2 separate regions of the Homo sapiens genome follow, and region 2 is linked to region 1. A link is a contact called in ENCODE Hi-C or POLR2A ChIA-PET data. All regions are on one chromosome and are shown on one strand. Each heading gives the region's core, a stretch centred on a gene start or an enhancer-like site at or near the end of the contact. The rest is flanking DNA. Distances are from core to core; before and after follow the strand shown. Region 1 overlaps GNG7 (G protein subunit gamma 7). Region 2 overlaps GNG7 (G protein subunit gamma 7).

The links. A loop is a pair of places that touch in the nucleus more often than their neighbours do. ChIA-PET counts read pairs that join two places held with the same protein, here RNA polymerase II (POLR2A). Pooled maps may share reads with other maps.
Region 2: a map of tibial artery shows a loop between it and region 1 (13-fold over the local background). The contact joins two enhancer-like sites. A Hi-C loop is called at or near these places in 56 of 168 maps with a recorded cell type or tissue (CD8-positive, alpha-beta T cell, Caco-2, Calu3 and 34 more) and 38 of 50 pooled maps. POLR2A ChIA-PET finds 5 or more read pairs at or near these places in 31 of 52 experiments (A549, A673, AG04449 and 26 more).

What each region holds. Positions count from the first base shown.
Region 1 is chr19:2,541,322-2,547,994 of GRCh38, reverse strand. All of the region lies in intron 3 of GNG7 (G protein subunit gamma 7), which reads left to right. Among named protein-coding and RNA genes, the nearest start is that of GADD45B, 69 kb to the right of the region's middle. RefSeq lists enhancers at 290-1,234, 2,328-3,146, 3,147-3,966, 4,273-4,332, 3,967-4,786 and 5 more and a silencer at 3,693-3,782. Within about 2 kb of position 4,286, at least 34 of the 41 ENCODE cell types and tissues checked have a DNase peak (open chromatin) inside an H3K27ac peak, as active enhancers do; they include HCT116, IMR-90, PC-3 and 16 more, where a contact is called at or near this core.
Region 2 is chr19:2,576,957-2,583,629 of GRCh38, reverse strand. All of the region lies in intron 2 of GNG7 (G protein subunit gamma 7), which reads left to right. Among named protein-coding and RNA genes, the nearest start is that of MIR7850, 50 kb to the left of the region's middle. RefSeq lists enhancers at 4,057-4,106, 3,925-4,219, 6,518-6,662, a silencer at 3,925-4,219 and a cis regulatory region at 6,583-6,596. Within about 2 kb of position 4,094, at least 32 of the 41 ENCODE cell types and tissues checked have a DNase peak (open chromatin) inside an H3K27ac peak, as active enhancers do; they include HCT116, IMR-90, PC-3 and 16 more, where a contact is called at or near this core.

The DNA of each region.
Region 1 (6,673 bases), core at 3,037-5,536:
CACAGCAGAGAACCCCAGGCTCGAGGTCCATCCTTGGCCATGTGTGTGCCCGGACGGGCCGGCCCCTGCTGCAGAGCCCAGAGGGGTGGGCCTACCAGGCCACGTGTGCCCATGCACAGCAGCAGCACCTGCTATGGATGGAGGTGGGGCAGGCACTTCACATCCGAGGGCTGCCTGGGCCTGGGAGCCTCTGTCCTGGGAAGGAGATCGGCCCTGGGAACAGAGTGGGTTCCAGGAAGTAACACCCTTTGTGAACTCCCTGCACCATGGCCTCCAGCCCCTTCCATCCAAGTGGCATCTTTGGTACCCAGTGTCTGGGATGTGCTGGGGTTGGCAGAACAAAGGCCTCAAAGACATCCATGTCCTAATCCCTGGGAGCTGTGGCTGTGTCACCACACATGGAAAAAGGGACTCTGCAGGTGGGATTGAGTGAAGGACCACCTGAGTCATGAGAGCACCACCGTGGATGATCCGGGGTGGGGGGGCGCAGTGACCTCACAGGATCCTCACGAGAGGAGGCAGGAGGGTGAGAGTCAGAGAGAGACTGAAGAGGCTGTGCTGTGTCTGTGAAGGGGGAGGAAGGGTCCCGAGCCGAGGGATACGGGCACCTCTAGGCGAAAGGCGGGAAAGAGATTCTCCCCTGGAGCCTCCAGGAGGGACCAGCCCTGCCTGTGCCTTGATTTTAAACCAGTGAGGCCCATGTTGGACTCTGAGCCCAGAGCTGTGAGATGAGAAACATGGGTCGTGTGCAGCAGCCACAATGTCACAGGACACAACGAACGTCCAGGGAGCTGCCAGTGTGCGGAGAAGGGGTTTTAGTGCAGCCTGGCTGTGCATAGATGGTTGCAATCAGGGGCTTCTCAGAGGGGATGACATCGGTGGGGCTTTGCAGGATGTGTAGGAGTTTTCTGGGGGGGGGGCATGCGTGGAGAAAGACCCACCTGTGCTGAGGTGGGAAGGCCCGGTACTGCCCTCTGTTCTCTTCCTAACCCTCCTGCCCTTCAGCTCCCGAGCACCACCGTCACGAGGCCGGCGCTGCCCCTTGCCCTGGCCCGGGGCCAGGGTGACAGCATTTCCTCAGCCGGGAAGCCCAGAACTGGAGTGACAGGAGCCACGGGGTTCAGTGTCCTGGCCCGGCCCCGGTTCCCGGGCTTGCAAACTCTCACATGACCGTGGTCATCCCCCGCCCCCGCCGACCCCACCGCCGGGTGGACAGAGAGCAGCTTTTCTTTTCTCCTGCTCCCGTCACCGCGGCGACCAAACCCACACTGGCGGCGCGTCACCCTCTGTCGTCGCGGCCTCTTTGTCTGAACAAGCCGGCTCATTCTTAGGCTCCAAGCTCCGGCTGAAGGCAGCGGCGGGACCTGCCCCGCTGGTCTATTTTTCACTTTCTCGTGGGCACCTCATTCATTCCCTCTCTTTAGCCCCTTCTAAATATAGCTGCCCCGGGGACCGATTTAGCCTGAGAGCAAAGGGCCCACACTGACAGGGACAGTCACAAGGCACTATTTTCCAGCCAGTGCGGCCCTCCCTTCCATGTGGCAGAGGCCCTCCCGCCCGCAGCCCTGGGCCCCACGGCCCTGCCTTGAGGTCACAGAGCCACCAACGGTCAGAGCTGGCACGGAAGGCCCCACACACAGCCGCCCTCCCAGGCCCTGCTGGGCGACCTGGCCCTGGAGAGGCTGCAGGTGCAGGGTGGGTGCCCACGCTGGGTGCAGGGTCTCTGCATGCAGACCCTGGTTGCTGAGGGGGCCCTGGGGTTCTGTGGAGCGGGCAGCAGGTGTGGCCAGTCTCAGACCTGTCTCTTGTATTGAAGTTTCCATTTCAGTCGGGCTCCCCGGGCTCTGCGTGGGTCCCCTCTTTGGCGTCCTGGTGAGAACATGGCAGGCCGTGGGGGGCCTGCATCCCAGCTGCCAGGGGACACATCAACGCCTGATCGTTGCCCTGTGCCTTCTCACCCTGATGCCCTGTGTCCGCTCTGGAAGCTGTGTGCACCTTTCTTTTTCGTTTGTTTGTTTTGTTTTGTTTTGTTTTGTTTTTGAGGCAGAGTCTCGCTCCGTTGCCCAGGCTGGAGTGCAGTGGCGCGATTTTGGCTCACCGCAACCTTTACCTCCCGGGTTCAAGCAATTCTCCTGCCTCAGACTCCTGAGTAGTGGCATTACAGGTGCCCACCACCACTCACGGCTAATTTTTTTGTATTTTTAGTAGAGAGGGGGTTTCACCGTGTTGGCCAGGCTGGTCTCAAACTCCTGATCTCAGGTGATCCACCCACCTCAGCCTCCCAAAGTGCTGGTATTACAGGCATGAGCCACTGCACCTGGCCTTTTTTTTTTTTTTTTTTTTTTAAGACAGTTTCGCTCTTGTTGCTTAGGCTGGAGTATAGTGGCGCAATCTTGGCTCACTGCAACCTCTGCCTCCCAGGTTCAGGCAATTCTCCTGCCTCAGCCTCCTGAGTAGCTGGGATTACAGGCATGCGCTACCATGCCCAGCTAATTTTGATTTTTTTTTTAGTAGAGATGGGGTTTCACTATGTTGACCAGGCTGGTCTCGAACCCCTGACGTCAAGTGATCCGCCCGCCTCGGTCTCCCAAAGTGCTGGAAATACAGGCATAAGCCACCGTGCCCGGCCTATGTGTGCACCTTTCTGCAGAGTCTAAACCAGGGTCCCCTAGGCACTGTAGACATGGCGGCCAGATTGTTCTCTGAGGTGGGCCTGTCCTGGGCACTGCAGGGTGCTGAGCAGTATCCCTGGCCTCCACCCACTCCATGCCAGGAGCACCCCCCAGTTACGACAACCACAGATGTCGCCAGACAGCGCCCAGGGTCCCCTGGGGGACGGAATTACCTCTAGGTGAAACCCCCAGGGATAGGGGATTCCACGGACCCCCAAGAGACTCTGCGTCCCATGATCCTCTGCTGTGCTGAGGTCCCAGGAGGCTGCACACAATGAAATCCACACCGAGCTGGGAGGGAGAGAGGAGGTGAATCCCAGGAGTTGGGGGTCCCCCTGGTTCACACCATCCATCCCGTTGGGAGCTTATTCTAGTGTGGGTAGGGATTGAACCCCATTTTCCCCAAATAATTAACTCAGGGTCTTCTCCCTCAGCACTGTGGACAGTGGGGTAAGATCCTTCTCTGGGGTGAGGCTGTGCTGGGCACTTACGGTTGCTGAGCAGCGCCCCTGGCCTCCACCCACTCCATGCCAGGAGCTCCCCCAACCCCGACAACCACAGATGTCTCAGGCATCGCCCAGGGTTTCCTGGCGGGGCTGAATCACCCACCCCCCCAATTAAGAGCCACTGTTGGCCCAGCACGGTGGCTCATGCCTAAAATCCCAGCACTTTGAGAGGCCAAGGTGGGCAGATCACCTGAGGTCAGGAGTTTGAGACCAACCTGGCCAACATGGTGAAACCCCATCTCTACTAAAAATGCAAAAATTAGCTGGGCGTGGTGGGGGTGGGGGGCGCCTATAACCCCAGCTACTCAGGAGGCTGAGGCAGGAGAATCTCCTGAACCCGGGAGGCGGAGGTTGCAGTGAGCCGAGATCGCGCCACTGCACACTGTCCTCAGGGGCTTCTGTGAGATGCACTGAGGTCCTCATGGCTCCCGGGGGTGCTCATGGCTGAGGCCCTCGTGCCCACAGCAGGCGTGCAGATGTGCACATTGACGCAGGTGCCCAGGGACACAGCTCTCTGCAAACCCAGCTGCCCCAGCCACTGTACGAAGGCGACTTGTTCCTCACAGTGCCTCGGAGCCTTCTCTTCTCTCCCAAACTACTGTTCCATTTTGTTTGGGTTTGGATCTTTTCCTCTCTAAACATAACACCCTGTCTCTCTTGTCTCTGAACACTGTGTTCTCAGAAGCAGTCATCCCTCCACGGGGAAGGGCTGACGTTTCCACTCCAAGCATTGTCTCCCCTCCTGCCAAATCTGGTTGCTGGTTTTGTTGCTTGGGGTTTATTTTTCTTTCCTTTTTCGAGGCAGGCAGAGGTTTGGAGGGGTGAGAGGTGGGGGATTGCCAGACCCCCAGGAGGAAAGAGTCCAGGAGCTCTGCGAGCTATAAAGCTACTGGTTCTGGAAGTTTTAGAGCCAGATGAAGGTTGCTTCTGTTCTCACGTTGCTGCTGCAGGCCGGCCGCCCCTCCCGCCTTCAAGGCCACCTTCCCCCGGGGCTGACTCACCCCGGCACGCCGCGCCACACAAGGCTGGCTCTGCTTTGATGAGCAGACTGGAAAAGCGCAGCCGCCTCATTGTGGAGCTGCCTGGAAGCCGCCAGAGCCCGCTCTGAGCTGGAATTCGCTGAGCCTGACTTCCTGTGCCGTCAGGAGAGCAAACGCCCGCTGGCCTTAGGAGCCGGTTTACAGGAAGCAGCCATGGGAGGACGGTTTGCTCGGCTCATGGAGAAGCAGCCACCCTCTGCACGGGTTTTAATGCTGCACCCTCATCTCAGGGCTGTGAAAAGAAAAATTGCAGGCCGGGAGCGGGGGTTCATGCCCGGGATCCTAGCACTTTGGGAGGCCGAAGCAGAGGGATTGCTTGAGCCCAGGAGTTTGAGACTGGCCTGAGCAATACGGTGAGGCCCCAGCTCTAAAAGAAAAAATATTAAAAATTAGCCGGGCATGGTGGTGCACACCTGTAGTCCCAGCTACTCAGAAGGCTGAGGTGGGAGGATCTCTGGAGGCCAGGAGGTCAAGGCTGCAGTGAGCTGTGATTGCACCACTGCACTCCAGCCTGGGTGACAGAGCAAGACCCTGTGTCAAAAAAAAAAAAAAAAAGGAGGCCAGGCACGGCGTCTCATACATGGAATCCCAGGACTTTGGGAGGCCAAGGCAGGTGGATCACTTGAGATCAGGAGTTTGAGACCAGCCTGGCCAACATGGTGAAACCCTGTCTCTACAAAAAAATAAAAATAAAAAATAAGCCTGGTGTGGTGGTGGATGCCTGTAATCCCAGCTACTCGGGAGACTGAGGCAGGAGAATCACTTGAACCTGGGAGGCGGAGGTTGCAGGGAGCCGAGATGGCGTCATTGCACTCCAGCCTGGGTGACAGAGCGAGACTCTGCCTCAAAAACAAAACAAAACAAAACAAAAACCACCAAAAAAAAAAAAAAAAAAGGAAAACAGCAGAGATGATGTGTGCAGCATGCTCAGTCCAGCGTCTAACACCTAGCAGCAGCAGATGGCAAATAAGAGCTGAAGCTGTCCTGGGCTGTGGGACCCCATGCCTGCTCACCGGGGGGCCCTCCAGCCTGGAGACCCCAACCAGTCCCATCCTGGCCTTGCGTATCAGCTCCTTACACTGCATAAGAAACTACTGCATATGTGGTGGCTTAGAGCAACACGCCTGCCTGAGCTTACAGTTCTGGAGGTCATGGTGCAATGACGTCCTCTGCCCAGGGTCTCCCAGGCTGAAACTGAAACGTGAGCCGCCTGCTGTCTGACGCGAAGCTTCCAGTTGTCGTCCCCAGCTCATTCAGGTTCTTCCTGAATTCACTTCCTTGCAGTCGTAGGGCGCAGTCCCCCTTTCCTTGCTGGCTGTCAGTAATAAACATTCAGTGCACAAATGAAAAAACCCACCCCAGGCCAGGCGCGGTGACTCGCACCTGTAATCCCAGCACTTTGGGAGGCCGCGGTGGGTGGATTGCTTGAGGCCAGGAGTTCAAGACCAGCCTGGGCAACATGGTGAAACCCCGTCTCGACTAAAAAATACAAAAGTTAGCTGGATGTGGTTGTGAGCGCCTGTAATCGCAGTTACTCGGGAGGCTGAGGCAGGAGAATCACTTGAACCTGGGAGGCGGAGGTTGCGGTGAGCCGAGATCACGCCATTGCACTCCAGCCTGGGTGACAGAGCAAGACTCCATCTCAAAAAAAAAAAAAAAAAAAAAAAAAGAACACACAGCGCTGCCTCCCATGAGCCTAGCCAAGGCCCGACTGTGCACCTGCCACAGGGAGCTCTTTGGAAGGGCCGCCCTGCAGCCAGCCCCAGACAGGAGGCCCAGCAGCACTGGGTACAGAAGCACCATTTCTTCCCATCTCAGCCCTCGGCCCTGATCAGCCTTTCTTATTTTATTTTTATTTTCTTGAGACAGAGTCTCACTTTGTCCCCCAGTCTGGAGTGCAATGGTGAAACCCTAGCTCACTGCAACCTCAAACTCCTGGCCTCAAGCCATCCTCCCGCCTCAGCCTCCCGGAGTAGCTGAGACTACAGGCTTGTGCGACCACACCCAGCTTACCTTTTAATTTTTTTTTTTTTTTTTGATGGAGTCTTGCTGTGTCGCCCAGGCTAGAGTGCAGTGGCGTGATCTCGGCTCACTGCAACCTCCGCCTCCCAGGTTCAAGCGATTCTCCTGCCTCAGCCTCCTGAGTAGCTGGGATTACAGGTGCCCACCACCATGCCAGGCTAATTTTTTTGTTTTTTGTATTTTTAGTAGAGACGGGGTTTCACCATCTTGGCCAGGCTGGTCTCGAACTCCTGACCTCGTGATCCACCCACCTCGGCCTCCCAACCTGCTGGGATTACAGGCGTGAGCCACTGCCCCCGGCCTTGATTTTTTTACTTAGAGGCAGGGTCTCGCTGTATTGCCCAGGCTGGAGTGCAGTGGTGCCATCCCAGCTCACTGCACCCTCATTATGTTCTCCTGAAATTCGGCTTCGCTTCCCCAAGAACATTTATTT
Region 2 (6,673 bases), core at 2,845-5,344, 36 kb before region 1:
CAATCCTATTTATGGGCCTGCTGAGCGGAATGGGAAACTCATCAGGAAGTGTGAAAGTCACTCTAGAAGGTGGGAATGCCAGCAGCCACCAGCCCCCAGCACCTGCACCAACAAGGGGTCTTGCCACACAGCTTGGGCTGGGGCGGGCAAAGCTGGAGGGTGGGGCAGTCGAAGGTGAGAGCTCTTGGTCCTCCCCAACCTCACCCCATGAAGACGGCTGCAAGACTGTGCTGAGCCAGCCCGGGTTCCACAGTCTACAAAGGGGGTGAGAGGTCCATTTTTAATCATCAAAATAGTACAACTTTATGTTTACAAAAGTAACACTGGCTTGTTGCTAAAAAATTTTTTCAGAAAACACACAAAGGTTTAAAGAAAAATATCCTTAGGACAGTTTTCCAGAGGGAGATTTGCTTTCAAGAACAGTTATTCCAATGTCCTCCACCCACTGTCTGCTAGTCCATGATTTATCACAACTTGACCATCCCTGGATATTATCTATTTAAAAAAAAAATACTTGCCAGTTAGACCAGGTGTAGTGGCTCATGCCTGTAATCTCATTACTTTGGGAGGCTGAGGCAGGAGGATTGCTTAAGCCCAAGAGTTTGAGACCAACCTGGGCAACATAGCAAGACCCCATCTCTACAAAAATATTTAACAATTTGGCTGGGCACAGTGGCTCACGCCTATAATCCCAGCACTTTGGGAGGCTGAGGTGGGCAGATCACCTGAGGTCAAGAGATCGAGACCATCCTGGCCAACATGGTGAAACCCCATCTCTACTAAAAATACAAAAAATAGCTGGGCATGGTGGCTTGCACCTGCAGTCCTAGCTACTCGGGAAGCTGAGGCAGGAGAATCGCTTGAACGTGGTAGGTGGAGGTTGCAGTGAGCCAAGATCAAGTTACTGCACTCCAGCCTGGGTGACAGAGCGAGACTCTGTCTCAAAAAAAAAAAAAAAAAAAAAAAAAAAAAATTAACAATTAGCCAGCCATGGTGGCATGCACCTGTAGTCCCAGCTACTTGGAAGGTGGAGCTAGGTGGATCTCTTGAGCCCAGGAAGTCCAAGCTGCAGTGAGGCACAATTGTACCACTACACTCCAGCCTGGGCAACAGAGCAAGACCCTGTCTCAAAAAAAAAAATTGTCATTTAAAGGCTAAAAGTAACAGCTCATTGTATGATCTATAATCTTTTTTATTACTGGAGAGCTTGAAAGTTTTCATAATGAACATTTATAATGCTTTTTGTGGATTATGTTCACTTTTAACAATTTTATTTTTTACATTTTGAGATAATATGTGAATTATAGAAGAGGTGCAAAAATAGTACAGAGTGTTCCCTTACACCTTTCATCCAGCTTCCCATTGGCTGATATCTTCCATAACTACAGAACATTTATCACCACTAAAAAAATCAACCTTGCTGCAATATTAAGTATAGGGCTGATTCAAATTTCATCCTTTTTTCCATTTCCACGTGCTTTTGTGTTCCATGATCTGATCCAGGATCCCACATTTATTAAGCTGGTTTGTTCACTTTTATTGATTTTTTGGAGATCTTTATATATTAAGGACCTCAACTTTTTGTCTCTCGTCCCTTTGGCAAAGTATTTCCATTTTGCTTTTTCACTTTGGTGATGACTTCAAGAGATGGGTGGTAGGTGACATAGGATGATGCTGGCACCCTGGCTTAAAGTGAGGGTTATAGGGCACAGGCTGCATGCCAAACCCTCCACAAAATGTTCTCACCTCCCTGTCCCCTCCCAGACATTCTCTGTTTCTCTAACACAAATTGAGCAACTGGCCACTTGTCACCTTGTGAAACCTTGATATTTTATTCCACAAAGTTGTGCCTATCTTGAGTAGAGCCTACACCTTAGACCATAACACGGTTCATGCGTTGTTTCAACACCTGTTGGGTGATGCAGAGTGAATGGGGCCTGGCCAGGCATCTTGTTGAGGAACATGTCACAGTGTCCTCACCCTCAAGAAGGGGAGGTGTCCCATCCCTGCAGGGTGGGGTGAAAACACGTGCAGAAGTGGGCATTGGGAGTGCAGCCAGGAGCTTGGCTGCAGGCGTCCTGGCTGCAGACACAGCTTTGCTGCTGTGTTTGGTAAACAACACCAGGGACCAGGGAGGGGGCCCCCACATCCCACCCCACAGCCTCAGACCTGTTCTCACCCCCCTGTGGTTTGGGAACTCAGTATCTCTGCTGACCCCTCCTGGGCAATTTGCAAGTGAAGGAATTGACTGCTGGTGCTCCAGGCCACCCGAGAGACACCCTCCGCCCCCCACCCCCCCACCCCCATCACCCCTCCACCCCCGCGGCCCCCCCCATCAGTCTGTCACCCAGGCCTCTGGGCACTTTTAGACAAACTCTGTTGGGGGAGGGGAGAGGAGGAAGCAGAGATTAATCACTTTCAGGCTGGGCCTGCGGCGAAGGCACTTCTAGTGAGGGACATCATAGTGCATTTTCCCACAGCGTTCATGGAAGTCTTTCTTGAGGCCTGATATGAGGGGAAGACGAGGGAAGAAGACACCAGTCTCTGCCTCAACAACCAGGCAGAGGCCGGGCGCAGTGGCCCACGCCTGTAATCCCAACACTCTGGGAGGCTGAGGCGGGTGGAGCATCTAGGATCGGGAGTTCAAGACCATCCTGGCCAACATGGTGAAACCCTGTCTCTACTAAAAATACAAAAATTAGCCGGGCGTGGTGGTGCACACCTGTAATCCCAGCTACTCGGGAGGCTGAGGCAGGAGAATCGCTTGAACCTGGGAGGGGGAGGTTGCAGTGAGCCGTGATTGCACCACTGCACTCCAGCCTGGGAGACAGACTAAGACTCTGTCTCAAAAAAAAAAATGTAAAAATTAACTGGGCTTGGTGGCACCTGTAGTCCCAGCTACTTGGGAGGCTGAGTGGGGACGATCCCTTGAGGCCAAGAGTTTGAGGCTGCAGTGAGCTGTGATTGCACCACTGCACTCCAGCCTGGGTAACAGCAAGACCTTGTCTCTAAAATAAAATAAAACAGAACCAGGCACAGAGCTGGGCACGGTGGTTCATGCCTGCAATCCCAGCACTTTGGGAGGTCAAGGCAGGTGGATCCCCTGAGGTCAGGAGTTCGAGACCAGCCTGGCTAACATGGCAAAACCTCGTCTCTACTAAAAATACAAAAATTAGCCGGACATGGTGGAGTGCACCTGTAGTCCCAGCTACTTGGGAGGCCAAGGCAGGAGAATCTCTTGAAACCAGGAGGCGGAGGTTGCAGTGAGCCGAGATCACACCACTGCACTCCAGCCTGGGCAACAGAGTGAGACTCAGCCTCAAAAAAAAAAAAAAAAAAAAAATAGAACCAGACAGAGAGCAGCAGGGCTGCGTCCTATCCCTGCCCCTTAGACAGAGAGGCATGAAGGGGTGAGCAGGCCAGGCCGGGACCAATGTCGGGGGCCAGGACTGGGACTGGTAGGGTTGGCAGGGCTCACTCAGCTGCGTGTATGGGCCCTGACCCCTGGGCACACCTGCATTCCCCTGCCCTGGGAGTTGCTCCAGTGTTTATTGAGTGGGTCCTCTGGGATGGCACTGGGGGGGTGCAATGGTTTTTTTTAAAGTCCTAGTGGATTCTGGCCAGGTGTCCGAGGAGGACACAAGCTGAGAGACACCTGCGCCCCCAGAACTGGAGGAGGCAGAAAGCGTTCTCCCCTGGAACCTCTGGAGGGAGCACAGGCTTGCAGACCCCATGATTTTGGACTTCTGGCCTCCAGAACTGGGAGAGGATCCATGTCTGTGGTTTTAAGACCCCCTCCCAGTCCCCCATTTGTGGCACTTTCTTACGGCAGCCCCAGGACACCCATCCACAGAGTTCCTGGGAAATGGGGATGTCAGGCCCGTCGTCTGCACGTTTGGCAACCAGAAAAGCCCCTGTCCGTGGGGGTGCGTCCCCTGCTCCCCGCATTTCTGCCAAAGCCCCTTCCGTCGGCAGCTTGTCCTTGCATGTCCCCGAGGAAGGTGACCAGCAGGCGGAGCTGCTGCCCAGCGGCGGCCGTCCCCTCGCCCTCCTCCCTCCTCTTGTTACCATAAACACTTGGAGACCTCAGAGGAAAACGCTCAAGGATTCCCAGCCTCCAGGGCTGTGTGCCGAGGGCTTCAGAGGCTCGCATGGGGAGCGCCCTTTCCTGCACCCGCCCTGTTGACTCTGCTATCTTCCCGGTCGCCCGGCTTCCCGGGGCAGCCTGATGGCCAGGGCGCAGGTCTGGGTGGGTGCCAGGTGCCTGCCCTCCTGCCCGCCCGCCCTGGCCACCCTGAGCTGCAGGACACAGAGACCCGGACGGGAGCCAGCCGTGCTGGGCGTGGCCTGGACTCTGGGTTACGCTGGGGCAGTGAAATTTCAAAACAAACTTAGCCACATGGTCCGAGTCAGGTGTGTCCGGGTGACCCCTGTGCAGACCTTGGCGTCTGGACCTGCCCGGCCGGGGGCACCCATCCCGCAGATGCTGAGGCGGAGCCCCAAATCACGGGACCCTCTGCTGCAGGCACCGGCGGGGCGGGCTGCCAGGGCCGGAGACGAGCCATGTGCATTCTTGGGATGTTTTTTCGTTTAACCGTCTCTCCCTCTCCCAGCCATTTCCTGGCCTCTCGCAGACAAGCGACAGACAAGCAGGTCTGGCGCCGGGCCACGCTGGTGGTTTTCCATGCCGGGGTCAGTCTGGGATCCACATCCCCACAGCTCGGCCCCTGGGGGGCCGGGAGCCAGGGGTTTGAGGCCCCGATCCACCCCTTCCCAGCTCTGTGACCTTAAAATCCTTTAGCATCGGTTTCCCTACTTGTGCATGTTAACATTTGGAAGCTGATGATTCTTGGTCTCGGGGTGTTGGGGGGCTTCCTGGCAGGGAGTGGGTGGAGACCAGAGACGCTGCTCAGCACCCTGCAGTGCCCAGGACGGCCCCACCCCAGAGAGAAGGATCCAGCCCCAATGTCCACAGGGCTGAGGGGGAGAGGTCCTGCTGAAAAGCTGCAAACAGGTGCTTTTCTGCCCAGCTTCTCCGGCCTGGTTAGCGATGAAACCTGTGGCTGCCAGCCATTGAGCCCAGCCCCTGGGCGGGCGTTGCTCGTGAATTCCTTAGGCCCTGCAGGACGGGCAGTCTCTTGCTTGTGGCTGGAGCACCGTTTTCTGTTGATTTATTTATATTCTGCCTCATTCCACAAAGGATCGGAGCAAGCATTCAGGAAGAGATTCTATCAAATACAAAACTGCAAATAGCTTCCTAACATAGTAGAGAACAGGGCGAGTCAGGAGTTGGCACTAGGCTGCCCTCGGTCCTCTGGGTCCCGTATTGGGTTCTCCGAGGGCCCCCGGCTCTAACGGGGGATTTGTCCCAGCTCTGCCTACGCTACCTGTGTCTCAGCAGATCTCTGAGCCTCAAAGCCCTCAGAGACCCTCAAAGCCCCTAAGAATCAGCACCCTCTATGATGTCATAATGCTGAATAAGACAAGCACGTAGCCGGGCGCGGTGGCTCACGCCTGTAATCTCAGCACTTTGGGAGGCCAAGGTGGGAGGATCACTTGAGCCCAAGAGTTCAAGACCAGCCTGGGCAACAACGAGACCTCCGTCTCTACAAAAAAATAAAAGAATTAGCCGGGCGTGGTGGTGCACACCTGTGGTCCCAGCTACTCGAGGGGCTGAGGTGGGAGGATCTGGAGCCTGGGAGGTTGAGGCTGCAGTGAGCTGTGATTGCGCCATTGCATTCCAGCCTGGGTGACAGCAAGACTTCATCTCAAAAAAAAAAAAAAAGGAAAATAACACCATAACATTTTATATAGGGATGTTCTACATTTTCTTTTTAGATTTATTTCTCAATATAAATATGTAGCAAATGCTTACATGCATATATAATATGTAAAATATTACGCTGATTTTTTTTTTTTTTTTTTTTTTGAGATGGAATCTTGCTCTGTCACCCAGGCTGGAGTGCAGTGGCGTGATCTCGGCTCACTGCAACCTCCGCCTCCTGGCTTAAAGCAATTTTCCTGCCTCAGCCTCCCAAAGTGCTAGGATTACAGGCGTGAGCCACCACGCCCACCCAGAAGACTCTAGCTTAGCAGAGTTGTGGGAAGACACTCCCCTGCTGGTTCCTGGTGTGAAGAAGTGAGCGGTGCATTGCGAGAAGGCCCGAGGAGGGTCTGATAGCTAGGACCCAAGGGTGGCCCATAGGAGCTGGGAGTGTCCCCCAGGCAACAGCCAGCAAGGAAACAGGGACCCCGGTCCTACAACCACAGGGAGGCAAATGGTGCCAACAGCCTGAGGGAATGCTGGATGAAGAGCCTTCCCCGGGCGAGCCTTGGATGAGACGCAGCCCCAACCAACACCCAGACTGCAGCCCTGGGGGTACCCTGAACAGAGGCCCTGGCTTGGCTGTTCCCGGACTCCTGACCCCACAAACCGTGACGTACTAAGTGGATGTGTGTTGGAAGGCGCCACATGGATGGCAATTGGTTACGCAACACAGAGACTGAGCTCACTGCCCCACAGCCCCAGCTTGCGAGGTGGACCTTGTCCTGACCCTGCCAACAGGAATACAAAGACTTACTGGAACTTTGCACACGGGACAGCCCTGGTGACTCACGTAGCGTGAATGACTTAAGAGCAAATTCAGGCCGGGCACAGAGGCCCACGCCTGTA